Linked DNA regions of Homo sapiens: region 2 is linked to region 1. Evidence: chromatin contacts called from ENCODE Hi-C data. All regions are on one chromosome and are shown on one strand. The core of a region is the stretch at or near the end of the contact, and the rest is flanking DNA. Distances in the headings are between cores, read along the strand shown. Region 1 holds the start of ANTXRL (ANTXR like). Region 2 holds the start of LINC00842 (long intergenic non-protein coding RNA 842).

Region 1 (6,766 bases), core at 3,154-5,653:
CCACGGCCCTTCTGCCCTGGCCCCCTGCCACCCTCCAGGGGCAGTTAAGTCCCTGGACACCTCTATGTTCTAAGGGTCGCGGAGCCCCCCTTCCTGGCAAAGTGCTGCGCGGTCACAGCTGGGGCGAGGGGAGCGGAGGTGTCGGGGCGCTCCTGGAGGATCTGGGCTACTTGGGCCCTGGGGAGGTGCCGCTAGCGGGGCCGCCAGGTCGCGCGGGGAGGGAGAGCCGGGAGGCCACGGAGGTCCTCCGCGAAGAGGGAGCCACAGGCACGGGGCGCATCGCCGCGGCCCCCCTGGCGCAGGAGTGAGAGGTCGGGGAGCCTAGAGCCAGAGGGCCGCAGCGAGAGCTGGAGCCGCCTTCAAGGGATGCCCTCGCCCTCCCGCAGGCGCCGGCGCCCGGCCCAGCCCGAGCCATCAGAGGGCTGTCCGCCGAGCTGAGCCCGGGGAGGGCTGGGCTGCCCAGCTGATCAGAGGCTTTCTCCCGGATTGCGAGTTCTCTGGCCCGCGGCACCCTCCCGCGCGGGGGCCGCCCACCCACAAGCCCTGCCCCGAAGGCGTGTGCGGCCAGGAAGGCGGGGCCTGGTGTCCTCAGGGCTCTGGCGCCAAGTTCAGAGCCGCGCGCTGGGCGCTTGGCGGTGGCGGCCGCGTCTGCACCTCCTCCCTGCGCGCCGCCTGACAGTCTGGAGAGACAACTTAGCTTGAGCCCATTTTACAGATGGAAACCCGAGGCTCAGAGAGGTTGAGTGCTTTGCTCAGGGTTACTGAGAGGAGTGAGGTTTCTGCATCTGCCTCTTCGGAGGCATTGGCTGAAATTCATCTCTGATGTCAGGCACCCCCTCTGAGGAATCTGCTCGGAAAAGGCATCGGGAGCTGCAGCACGTGGTTTGCATCCTCTCCATGCAACAAAGGACCTAGACTTCCAGGAGTCACAGGGTAGTCTGCAGGGCAGGGTAGAGATGTTCCACAGAAGCTGGTCAAAAGCTGGAATATCATTAAAGATCACAATATACCACAACATCAGGTTCCATTATTTCTGAGGAGGCAAAGCAACTACATATTTTAGAAATTTACTGTTAATTTCTTATTTCCAGTCAGTCTCACCCAAATGTTTCAAGTGCAAAGCCCTGGCCTCCCACTGTCTTCCCACAACCCAGGTCTGTATCCTGTCCCTTGCCTCCCCTGCACCTGGCATTGCACAGAAGGTGTGGGTGGCAATGTCCCCTAAAAGCTTCTGCAAGGCTTAGCTTCCTGCTGTGCTGTCTGTGCCTCTATGAGTAAACGCAAAATGTCAAGAAAAGGATTCAATTGTCTTGTATCTAAAACCAGGTATTTTTTTCAGGTGACCCTGAAAATTCAGAGATTTATAATTTGATCATCTATGTACTTTTTCCCAGGAAAGGCACTGAACGGGTTACATGTGCAGATCTTTGTATATACTCTGTTGGAGAAAGGATCTGGGCTGAAGACGCCAGCACCTAGCACAAGCCCTGGATGAGAATAATGGGGCACTACAAGATGAACAGAGAGAGGGCTGGGGCGGGGAGGGGTGGATGCAAACGATTATGGCCAAGAAGTCACCTTAGGGGAAAAACATAAGAAGAATTCTTGCTTGCAAGAGAGAAGGAAGCCTATAGGGAGAGTGAGGGGAGAGGCCGAAAGAGAGAGAAGGAAAAAGGATAAAAGAGAAATAGCCAACAAGGCGGACACAAGAAAAAGGGAGAGATGAGAGAAACAGGAGAGGACAAGGAGACAAGAAGCAGAGAGGCAAGAGACAGGGACAGCAATGGGACTCGGAAAGGACATGGGAGAGAGCTGGAGGAAGCTGACAGAGGGAAGGGAAGAACCCCCCGCCGTCAAAGGCAGGACTCAAGAACGCTGCCTTTCGTGCAAGTGAGATGGGCTCCGCTGCCCGCGCCCGCTTGTTCTCGGTCTTGGCCGACCTGAGGGTGCGTCTCTCCCGGGCTCTCCAGAGGCGCGCAGGGGGGGAAGTGCAGACGCGGCCGCCACCGCCCAGCCCAGGGCGCGGCTCTGAACTTGGCGCCAGCGCCCAGAGGCCACCAGGCCCCGCCTTCCTGGCTGCACCCGCCTTCGGGGCGGGGCTTGCGGTTGGGCGGCTCCGGCGGGTAGGGCGTCGCGGGCCAGAGAAACGGCAACCTGGGAGAAACCCCCCTATTGATCCGTTGGGCGGCCCGGCCCTCCCCCGGCTCAGCTCCCCGGAGCCACCCCCAGCTGGCTCGGACCGGGACTGGCGCCTGCGACTATGCCTGCGGGAGGGCGAGGGCGTCCTTTGGAGGCGGTTCCCTCTCACGCCGCCGCCCTCTGGCTCCTGGGCCTGCCGGGTCTCGGCGATGGGCGAGGGCTGTGCCCGGTGCCTGCGGCTCCCTCCGCGCCGTGGACCCCCGCGGCCTCCCGGCCTTCCTTACCCCGGCGGCCTGGCGGCCCCGCGAGCTTCACCTCCCCAGCATCCGAATCGCGCAGCTCCTCCCGCGAGCGCCCGCCGCCTTCGCTCCCCAGGCCCCAGCTGAGACCGCCAGGAAGGCGGGCTCCTCGACCCCAGATCATAAGAGGTGTCTGGGAACTAAGGGTGGGAGGGGGCCAGGGTAGAAAATGTCAGTTCAAGTACGTTAAAATTAAGAACTTAGGCTTTGTTTAAAAAACAATAAATGAAGTGAAAAAAACAAGCCACAGAGTAAAAGAAGATACTTGCAGCAAGTGATAAAGGATTAGTATCCAGGATATATAAAGACTGTTATTGAGTCAATGTGAAAGAGAAAAACACCTGAAGCAAAGAATGGATGCCGGCATTAAATAGGCACTTCAAAGAGGAACCATGAACGACCAAAATCAAGTGAGTAGGTGACCAGTTCCCATTAGTAATTAGGAAATAGCAAATTAAGACCACAAAGAGGGCAGTGAGGGTGGCTCACACACCTCTAATCTCAGCGCTTGGGAGTCCAGGGCCAGAGGATCCCTTGAGGCCAGGAGGTGGAGTCTAGCCTGGGAAACATAGCAAGACCCTGTCTCTACAAAAAAATAAATAAATAAAATAAGAAAAAAGTAAACCACAAGGAGATGACTTACCACCAGGCAAAAATATTAAAGTATGCTAATACCAAGTATCAAGAAGAATGAAGCAAGATAGCTCAAATATGCTTTTGAAGGAAATATACTGGGCTTCATTCATTCTGAAATACCCCTTATTTAAGATACTCTATTATATTAAATACAGTTCCAAAACAAAAGAAATCAAAGAACAAAAAACTAACCCAATACTTTTATCACTTGTAATTTGTATATTACACATATTGAAAGATATATTTTAGACTTATTAGAGAACGATTTTTAATTGGATATCACTCTTGTGCATACAAAATAAAATAAAATTGATTAAGGTGTTTCTAACAGTTACAGTCTGACTTTTCTGAGTCCTGTTTGAGTCTCACTCATTGGTGCCTACGTCTTTCCACACACTGTAACCTCTCTGCTATTCAAAGCGTTGGTCATACAGCAGTTTTGACACTGGGATGTGAACCTGTCCACATTCTTTCCCTAGAGAGGGGGCCTGTGTTCCTGCCCATTGACTCTTGGCAGCTGTGACTGCTTGGACCAATAGAGCACAGTGGAAGTGACACTGTGTGACTTCCAAGGTGATGTCATAAAAAGCTCTACAGTTTCTGCCGTGCTCACTGAAAATACTCACTCTTGGACCTCTGGGCCACCTGTAAAAGCCCAAGCACCCTGAAGCTGCCATGCTGGGAGGAAGCCCAGGTCACACGGGGAGGCTACATGCAGGGTCTCCATTCACAGTCCCAGCTGAGCCCAGGTTTTGGGCCCTCCTGCCTAGGAGCCACACTTGTGAGTGGAGCAGCCTCCAGATAATTCCAGTGCCCAATCCTTCAAGTTATGGGGCCCCAGACATGAGGAGCCCTCCTAACTCCGCCCTGAGTGCCTGATCCTCAGAACCTGTGAGCATAATAAAATGGGCCTGTTCTGTGTCCCTAAATGTAGGTGGTCTGTTACACAGCAGTAGAGAACCGGAATGTCCCTCATTCACAAAGACTCTGGCAACACTGCAGTTTCCATCTCCTTCCCGAACTGCCATCTCCTGGGGGACTTCAGTGTCACACAAATAACCTCCCATTGCCAACACTCTGGCCTCCCAGTCCTTGACCTCCTCACCCACAGCAATGTCCTCACCTAACTCACCTGGGCTAACTCTTCCAATGAACAAACAGCAGGGTCTAGTGGTTTTAAGGGACACTGTGAGGGCTGTTATAAGGGAAATGGAGGCTTCCTCTTGTAGCCCCTCCAAAGGTCCTGTGCCTCCCCCTGATGTTGTCAACATGCAGGACATTGGGAAGAGCTGCAGGTCACAAAGTCACCATGTCAACCTTCCTGTCAACCATAACAGAGAATTCTGTCCCCAGGGTGGGGGAAGGGCCAGGCAGGTAGCTGGAAGCAAGTCTCCCAGAGCCAGCTGCTGACCCTAGTCCCTGCGATCTGGGGAGGTACCTGGTGGAGGGCCATAGTGTGCACTGGTGAAAGGGCAGGAGGAGGGGTGTGGCCCCGGGCATAAGGGGAGGCGGCAAAGAAGGGGCCTGTGCTCAGCCTCTCTGGGCCCTGGCACAGGCACCCAAGAGTGAGGTGGGGTCACAGGGACAGCCAGATAATGGGGAGCCATGAGTCCCTGGGGCCCTACTTCCTGGTCTTCCTGCTGCTGCTGCTGCTTCCTCCACCGCTTTTTAGAGCAGGAAGCCTTCGGTACCATGGACCTGACTGGAGAATATTTCACCGCCTGGCCCTGGGCTCCAGGAGAGCCCACCACCACCATGGCCCAGGATGGAGGCAGCACTGGCGCCAGGGGCAAGCAGGTCACAGATGCCAGGGCTCATTTGACCTCTACTTCATCTTGGACAAGTGAGTGTCCCTTCTAGCTCTGGCCCTGGGTCACCCTCAGGAGCCACTGTCTCTTTTTCACTAGGGACAGGACACCACTCAAGGAGATGCAAGCTTCCGTCACAGAAGCAGGGCCAAACTTTGGTCAGACCAGACCTAGGCCTCCTGTTTTTCTGAGGCAGAAAGAATGCCCTGGCTTTCTTTTCCCTGGTGCTTCATCTCCTGGATGAGGAAAAAAGCCACCAAAGGGGTTCTGGACGATTCCCTACCCCTCCATCAGCTGGGTCAGCATCCTCATCCTCACGCTGCTGCAACAGATGATTGCTCGGACCTGCCTCTCAGCAGTTCTCAGATGCTCACTGCGGATGTTTGGGGTTTCTGTGTTGTTTTGCTTGTTTGTTTTTTCACGCAAATGACTTCTATTTTACTGGGCCCCACAGAGATTGCTTTGTTGCCTGTGTTGGGCATTCTAATGTCACTGCTTAGAGAAGGCCTTTGGTTGGCTGCTTCTAAGTGCCTCTTCTGCAACTTGGAGAGCCACGCGATAGTTCCTACACTTTCAGAACAGTTTGGTCTGTTTCAGGCTGGCCCTGGGGAAGCTGGGCTACGTATTAGGCACCTTCTGGCTCACCAGGAAAGAAAAGAGGCAAATGTTCAGCTTTGGAGAGATTGCCTTGGTTCCCTTTCCTGCTCCTCCTGCTGGGTGGTAATACTCTGTGCTTATTCAGTAGCAGCAGTGGTGCAATCTTCAGGAGAATGTTGCAGCACTTTCTGGCCTCCAAAGCCCTTCCCCTGCACTCCTGGCACCTCACCACAATCCTGGGCTGTGAGTAGTACAGGTATTTTTCTATCTGGTTCCTGGACAAGGGTGGCTCCTGGAGGTTGGGGAAGCATCCAGAGACAGCTAGTGTGACAAGACTCCGGCTTCCTGTGCTGCACACTTTCCAGCATCGCAGGTTGAAATTCCTCTGATTTTTCTCATTCCTCCTGGATACTAATGGTTAGGGGACGTGTACCCCAGCCCACCAATTCCCATGGTTTCTGACTGTTCTGCTACTCTTGGGGAAGGAGCAACTCAGTTCTGGAGACAGGCAGAGTCCACTCACTAGCCACATAGTCTTGGGCAAGTTGCTTCATCATTCTGTGCCTTCGTGTCCCCCATCTGTAAAAAGGGTATCTTCATTTTCACCTTGCCAAGTGTGATGAGGATGAAGGGAGAATTTGCAGGTCAGAGGCGATGACAGAGGATGGGGATGAAGGGACCTGCCAGGCAAGGCAGAGCCACAGGCTAGAAACTCACAGGAACTGCAGAGGCCCTGATGTAATCCCAGACAGACTGGATGAGGGGGAATGCAGAGGGAGTGCCTAGAGTGGATGTAAAGGGAGCAGACAAAAGCAACCTTAATGAGTCTTCCTAACAAGGCTGGGGGTAAAGGGCATTGCCCCATTCTAAGGAGGAGGCAATGAGCCAGGTCATGGCCAGGGAATGACCCACCACAGCCTCCAGATAGACCATGGTGCTGAATTGAAACTCTGGATTTTGTGACTCCAAAGCCCATCCAAAGACCACGCAGCTGGGCGGGACCCTGAGAAACTTGCGGTAATCCTCCAGGCAGAAACAACATCTACTGCCTGCAGGCAGGCTCTTTGGTCATTAGCGTCCAGCTTATTCATGAGACTCATTATTCACTTGTTCATTGATTGGATTGAGCTGGAAGAAAATGAATCAGCCTCCCATGCGCTCCTATTCTTGGCCAGGTGACATTTGAGGGCTCTAAGTGGGAATGACCCCTTGTATTTTTTGAGTAATTTTTTAATTGTGGGAAAACATACATAACAAAAATTTACCATTTTTAAGTGTACAATTCAG
Region 2 (6,766 bases), core at 3,160-5,659, 110 kb after region 1:
TTCCTGGGGAGGGCCTCTTCCTGGCTTGCGGACGGCTGCCTTTTTGACACGTCCTCCCATGACCTTTCCTCTGTGCTTACACCTGGTCACGGGGGGAAGAGCTCTCTCTCTCTCCTGCTCTTTTCATAAGATCACTATACCATCATGAGGGCCCCGCCCTCATAACCTCATCTAATCCTAATTAGCTTCCAAAGGCTCATCTCCAAACACCAGCAAACTGGGGGTAAGGGCTTCAACAATACACAATCAGACTGTAACACAGCAAGGCAGGGGCCCTTCGGGAGTTTAACAACCTTTTAGTAGTTGTATCAGTGTGCGTCTCTTGGATCCCAGCCCTGGGTGAGAATTCTTATTCCTTTTCTTTCAGTTCAAGTCCTGCTTTGTGTGCAGACTTGCTTTCAGTTCTGAGCCATTGCCTAGCTGCTTTCTGCCAAAGCTCTTTAGAAAGGACTTAGAGGGGCCAGGCGTGGTGGCTCAGTCTGTAATCCCAGCACTTTGGGAGAACGAGGCGGGCAGATCACGAGGTCAGGAGATCGAGGCCATCCTGGCTAACACGGTGAAACCCTGTCTCTACTAAAAAATACAAAAAAATTAGCTGGGCATGGTGGTGGGCCCCTGTAGTCCCAGCTTACTCGGGAGGCTGAGGCAGGAGAATGGCGTGAACCCGGGAGGCAGAGATTGCAGTGAGCAGAGATAGTGCCACTGCACTCCAGCCTGGGTGACAGAGCGAGACTCTGTCAAAAAAAAAAGAAAAAAGAAAGAAGAAAGAAAGGAAGGAAGGAAGGAAGGAAGGACTTAGAGGATCTCTCTGCCCTGCAAGCTCCCCTGACCACTGGTTCGATGGGTTCTTTTGCAGCCCACCCCAAAACAGGCCTCATGTGGCCAAACAGGAGCCTTGAGAAGAGCTGCAGCCAAGGAAATTTGGTCAAGTCCAAGTACATGCCCAGCAAGGGGATCTGCTTAAGCAGAGTCATGAAGTTGATCATCTCCCCTGATGGGGCAGAATGGACATCACCCCCACTGCCTCCCTGCCAGCAGAGAAATGTGGGACAGGCCTGGAAGCAAGAGGTCTCCTCAGATTAGAGGGGAAGCTCTCTCTGCCTGGGGTCAGAGCTGGAGCAGCATGGGTGTAAGGGGTCACGGCCCCATGTGCTGACTCCCACCAGGTGACCCCCATGGCACCTGGGGAAGGAAGCAAAGGGGCCCTGGCCAGGACACCAGCAGCATCCACAGCACCTGCTAATCATTTTTGCTGGAGTAACCTTTTGGGCACTTCTGGTAAAGCAGACACGCTCCACAGGTGCTTTTGCAATTGCTCTTTGGAATTTGTTAAAAACACACCTATGTTTTTAAAGATAATTTGGAGTCTGCCCAGTTTAATTTCAGCATAGGGGAAAAATAAGGGAATAGTGACAAAGTTTCTTTGCTTGAGCAAACTTGAGTCAGGCTCCTGAACCTTCTAGGCTCATCTGTGTACTTTCTTGTAAAATTCAATTTGAGCAAGAATCCCACTAAGTCAATTCAGCAAGAACTCCCCTTGTTCCTATCTGACCACTCCCAATATCCGATCAGGGTCCTCATCCTCCACCTTCCCAGGTGATGTCTGGTCACCCTGGCCTTTCTTCAGCAGGTCTCCTGTTAGGTCAGTTTAGCCAGCATCACCCTCACCCCTGGCATTTCCTCTTGGTAATTTTCCATCTTTCAACTCCTACCTGCTCCATGGCTCCAAGTCTCAACTTCTCATGCTGTTTTTAGAATCAGCCTGACTGTATATTGAGGTCTCTTTTCGCTTATTGCAATAGTCCTGAATAAAATCTGGTTTTACTACTTTATCGTCTAGCTCTGGTTTTTCTTTGCCATAGGTATTCCCTACCTGTAGCCTTGCCATAGCTCTATCATCGTTGCTTTTTAATTCCCTCCAAGAGATGATATCTACATATACTCCTTCTCTATCCTCAGATCAATGTTTTGCATTTCCTAGGAGCTGAATTCCTTTTCTTCCATTGCAGCACTGGCTGGGAGAGAAGGCACAACATGGTCCAGCATACTGAGCCCCAAGTTTGTCCTGCAGCATGATTTGAGACACAGTGTTCGTGCCGCACAGAATTCTGTGAGCCGTCCAATAGCCTTTCATACATTTGTTTTCTGCTTAAACTACAGAGTAGATGCTCTTGTCAGCACCTAAGAACACCCTCTATTACACAGAACTACACCCTAATGACATTTTATCTGTTTACGTGTCCTCTCAGAAAAGCTGTGAGCCCCTTGAAGGCAGGAACTTTATTTGTTTTTAAACATTCAGGGCCTAGTAGATAGCAGGCTTTCAACAAATATTTTTGAATAACAACAAACAAGAGTATGGACTTTGGGAACAGGAGAGCCTAGTAGCCAGCGAGCCTGAGCCAATCCTTGATGGCCTCCAATTCTGAGAAGAATCTCTGGGCCCCCTTAGGCTCCCTGTGGAAGAAAGCTTACCCAGTCAATCCTAATAAAAATACTTCTGAGACAGATCTAACAGGACAAAGTGGAGTCTCTCCACTCTTTCAGTAGCTCCTTCACCCCAGGTGCTGTTTGGGGTTCTGACACTGCCATGGCATGGCCAGCAGGATGGCCCCTAGGGCTCCTGGGGCTGCTCTATAAGAGCTTCCCACCCCTGACCTGCAGTCCATGAGGGCAAAGCCAGATCCGGGCACATGCCCATCCGTGTTGTTCTCATGCTCTCAGGGGGTAGAGCTAGTGTGTTGGACTTGGCATGTTTAGGGTCACCTCCCTGAGGGTTGACAACCTGAGCAAAATCAGCATTCCCTTGGCAAGGAATAAAGGGGGAATGGATTTGTGGTCAGCAACCCACCGCCAAGCATTCTGCCTGCAACAGGGTGGGGCTGGCCAGGGGAGGCTCCTCAGGGAAGGTGAAAGCTGTGCAGAGTTTTGCAGGATGACTCAGTGCTTATCAGGTAGACAGATAAGGAAGAACATTCCAGGGAGAGGGAGGAATGCTAACAACAGCAGGGGATCTGGTCTGTACTAGACATGCCAAAGGAATGGTGTGTCCATATCAACAGAGGAGGGAGAGACAGAAGAGAAAGAGCTTGTCAGGGCCTGAGTCAGAGCGGGCTCATGCTGTGGGGCTAAGAAGCTCAAATGATTTCCAGAGACAGTGGGGAAGCTTTACAGGGACAGGCAGGGGAAGATCTTAACCCGGCTTTCGTAGGCCTCTGGCTTGAGTATAGAAGGTGAGTCTGGGACAGGGAGCCCAGCGCCGAAGTGTTGCAACACTATAGGGAGACATACAGACCAATTCCCTCCCACCTAACAGCTCTGTGCTTTGGGGTCCTGGGTTAGTTTCCTGGGAGAAGGCTGGCCTTGGCTACCTCTGTCCTTGACCAAGGACATCGTTTTAAATATTTGTGATGTGTCCTAGGCCACTGCATCTCTGTCCCTGTAGCGAAGAGAAGATACTGATTCCTAAGCTCCTACTCTGAGAACACAAATATCTGCAATACCTCGGTAAGCCCTAGGCCTGAGTGTGAGGTTGCAGGCACTTCCATGGCCCCATGCAGGTGTCTAAGTTCCCTCGTGGTATTTGGCCAAGGGGGGCCCTGTGTGATGCCCTAGCGCGGTGACTACCCGTGTTCCTGGCCCATGGGCATCTTCCACGGAATTCTGGGCTTAGCCTGGGGATTCATGCGGGCGCATCTCTGTGATCTGCTCTGGAGCAGGATGTACATCAGGTCTCTCAGACCTGAGTCCCTGGTGCCTGGCGCTCAGCCTTGACTGAAGTGCTCGGCCCACCCTGCTGGGCCAGCCAGCTCCTGCTCAGGGCCACAGCCCTGTAACCACGGCTTCCTCCCCAGGACTCAGGAATTCTCCCACTCCGGAATGCCTTGCTGCTGGGGTGACCAGGTCTTCACTTGTGAAACAGGAGTCAGCCACCTCAGCCCTGCGCCTGGCCTGGTGGAACATGGGTCACCGCCCCAACCTGGGGCAGCCGCCCCATCCCAACGCAGTTGCTGCCGCTCTCCATGCCTCCCTGTGCCCAGCTAACTGGGGGACTTGTCCCCTGGGAAAACCTGGGTACCCAGGCTGCCTTTGGTTTCAGCCCCTACTCCTCTTCCCGGGCTGCCTTTGCTCCCCGGAAGACCCCTTTCCCCGGGCTGTGTTCACATCGGCTGGGAAGGGTCCCTTGCAGACAGATCTTGGACGAGGTCGCGTCCCCCCTCGTGACCAGCAAACTCCTAAAAGCGGCCCTTGCCCCAGAGCCCCTGTAGCCTCCAACCGGCAGTCAGGAGGCAGCGCCGTCTCAGCGCCGCTTAGTGGCGCCAGGCGTGCCTGGAAATCCGCTTTCGCAGCGCCCCCTCGTAGCCGCCTCCGCCCGCAGAAAGGCGTTCCCTGGACAGAGAAGCGGGCGCGCGGGGGCGGGCGCGCGGGGCCTTGCCGGAGAACCTGACTCTCCGCAGCAGCAGTGGAAGCCGGAGTGACGCGTTGTGTTGAACACCAGTTTTCTGGAGCGCTGTGTGTTCTTAACAGCTGAGCAGTCTGTTTCTCCAATCAGGTTTCAAAGCCACTTCAACTGCACTGGCCCCTGTGGGTCACTGCTGCACCGCCCTGACCCATGTGGGTCCCTGAGGAGCGACCTGCCGGGGCCACCTGGCTGGACGAAAAAGACACACCTTGGACTTAAGCCGTGAGAAAAAAACTTCATCAGTAAGAAGAATGAATAAACAGACTAGGTTGAATCCATACAATGGAATGTTAGCAGACAATAAAAAGAAAATGAACTATTGATGTCCCCTACTGCACAGCAGAAGCTCTGAATCGTGTTCCTGAATGAAAGAAGTCAGGTATGAAAGAATAAACATTGTATGATTCCATTTATATGAAAATGAATCTGTGATTTAAAAATCAGACTAGTATTAGGTTGGTGCAAAAGTAATTGCGGTTTTTGCCTTTTTTTTTTTTTTTTAATAGTTGCTTTGGGGTTTATGGATGGAGTGGCATGGTAGAGGTTAGCTGAAGGGGGCATGAAATAACTTTTTGGGGGTGCTAGAGTGTTGTAAATCTTACAGTGGGGGAGGGACAGGAGTGCAGGCATTTGACAAAACACATTGAATTGTGAAATTTAAGATTTTTGAATTTCTTTGTATGTAAATTACCTGCCAATAAAAACATGACGAATAGAGCAGTTATGAGCATTTGTGTGTAGCTTTTTGTGCAAACTTAAATTATAATTTCTCTGATAAAAGCCCAGGAATGTGATTGTTGAGTAATATGGTAAGTGCATGTTTTTTGAGAAACTGTCAATCTATTTTTGGGAGTGGCTGTGTGTATCATGTTATATTCTCACAAGCAAGGGATGAGAAATTTGGTTTCTCTGCATCCTTGCTAGCATTTGGTTTTATCATTATATTTTTATTTCAACTGCTCAAATAAGTGTGCAGTGATTTCTCATGATCTCAATTTGCATTTCCCCAAAGGCTAATGATGTTAAATATATTTCCACATGCTGATTTGACTCGGCCATGAAATGTCTCTTCATGTCTATTGCCCAATTTCTTATCAGATTTTTTTTTTTACTGTTGAGTTTTGAGAGCTCTTTATGCATTGTAAATGTGAGTCCTTTGTCAGATATGCAGTTTGCAAATATTTTCTCCCCTCCATAGCTTGTCCTTTCATCATCTTAACAGAATATTTTGCAGAGGCAAAGTTTTTAATTTTGATGAAGTCCAATTTATCAATTCTTTCTTTAATGAATCGTACTTGGGTGCCATGCCTATGAACTCATCCTCAACTCCTAGGTCCAGATGATTTTCTCCTGTGTCTTCCTATCATAGCCAGAAACTAGAAAAGAACCAAAATGTCCCTCACTAAGTGAATGCTTAAACTAAGTGACACATCTATGCCAATATTCAGCAATAAAAAGAAACATTATTCATGCAAATAACTAAATGGATGGATCTCAAGAGCATTAGGCTAAGTGAAAAAAACCAATCTCAAAAAGTCACATACTGTACGATTTCACTTGTATAACATTCTTCCAGGGGCAAAATTATAAACAGTGAAAACAGATTAGTGGTTGGCAGGCGTTAGAGGCGGTGGTGGGGAAGTGTGACTACAAAGAGGTAGCAGGAGAGATCTTGGGATGATGGGATAGTTTTGTGTCTTGGTGGTTACAGGAATCTACACATGTGATACAATGTAATAGAAGAACACACATTGTGCTAATGTCAGTTTCTTTGTTTTGATATTGTTTTGTAGAATGTAAAACGTAAACAGTGGAGAAACTGGGTGAAGGATATTGGGACCCCTTCACAAATTCTTGTCAATCTATGATTATTTGAAAATTTAAAAGTCTAAACATACATAAAATAAAAACCTAAAAGGCAAAAAAGTAATGCACGCACTTGATAAAAATCAAGTAGTACAAAAGAGTAAATGGTGAAAATAAATCTCTGCACCACTCTAGAGACCCCAGCCAAAGTCCTCTCCAAACTCTCTCACAGTTATTAAGTTTCTTGTATATGCTTCTAGAAATTCATCTTGCATATGCTTCTAGAAAATCAAGTAGTACAAAAGAGTAAGTGGTGAAAATAAATCTCTGCACCACTCCAGAACCCCCAGCCAAAGTCCTCTCCAAACTCTCTCACGATTGTTAAGTTTCCTGTATATGCTTCTAGAAATTCTCTAGGAATACGCAAAAATATATGTACTTTCCCTACTTCTCTAGCTTTTGTCTAATGCTAGTCTTCTTTCTATTTTTAATTATATG

What was found. Hi-C counts contacts between places; a loop is a spot of excess contacts on that map. Pooled maps may share reads with other maps.
Region 2: a loop to region 1 is called in a pooled map, with 2.5 times the contacts of the local background. The contact joins the promoter of LINC00842 here to the promoter of ANTXRL in region 1. A Hi-C loop is called at or near these places in 1 of 50 pooled maps.

The regions. Positions count from the first base shown.
Region 1 is chr10:46,282,594-46,289,359 of GRCh38, forward strand. It overlaps ANTXRL (ANTXR like), which reads left to right and starts at 4,404. Exons shown (of 17, transcript NM_001278688.3): 1 at 4,404-4,917. The coding sequence starts at 4,670. LOC105378577 (a long non-coding RNA gene) reads left to right here and starts at 2,257. Exons shown (of 1, transcript NR_160731.1): 1 at 2,257-3,404. RefSeq lists silencers at 444-593, 1,958-2,447.
Region 2 is chr10:46,393,953-46,400,718 of GRCh38, forward strand. LINC00842 (long intergenic non-protein coding RNA 842) reads left to right here and starts at 4,410. Exons shown (of 4, transcript NR_033957.2): 1 at 4,410-4,841. RefSeq lists an enhancer at 2,670-3,285.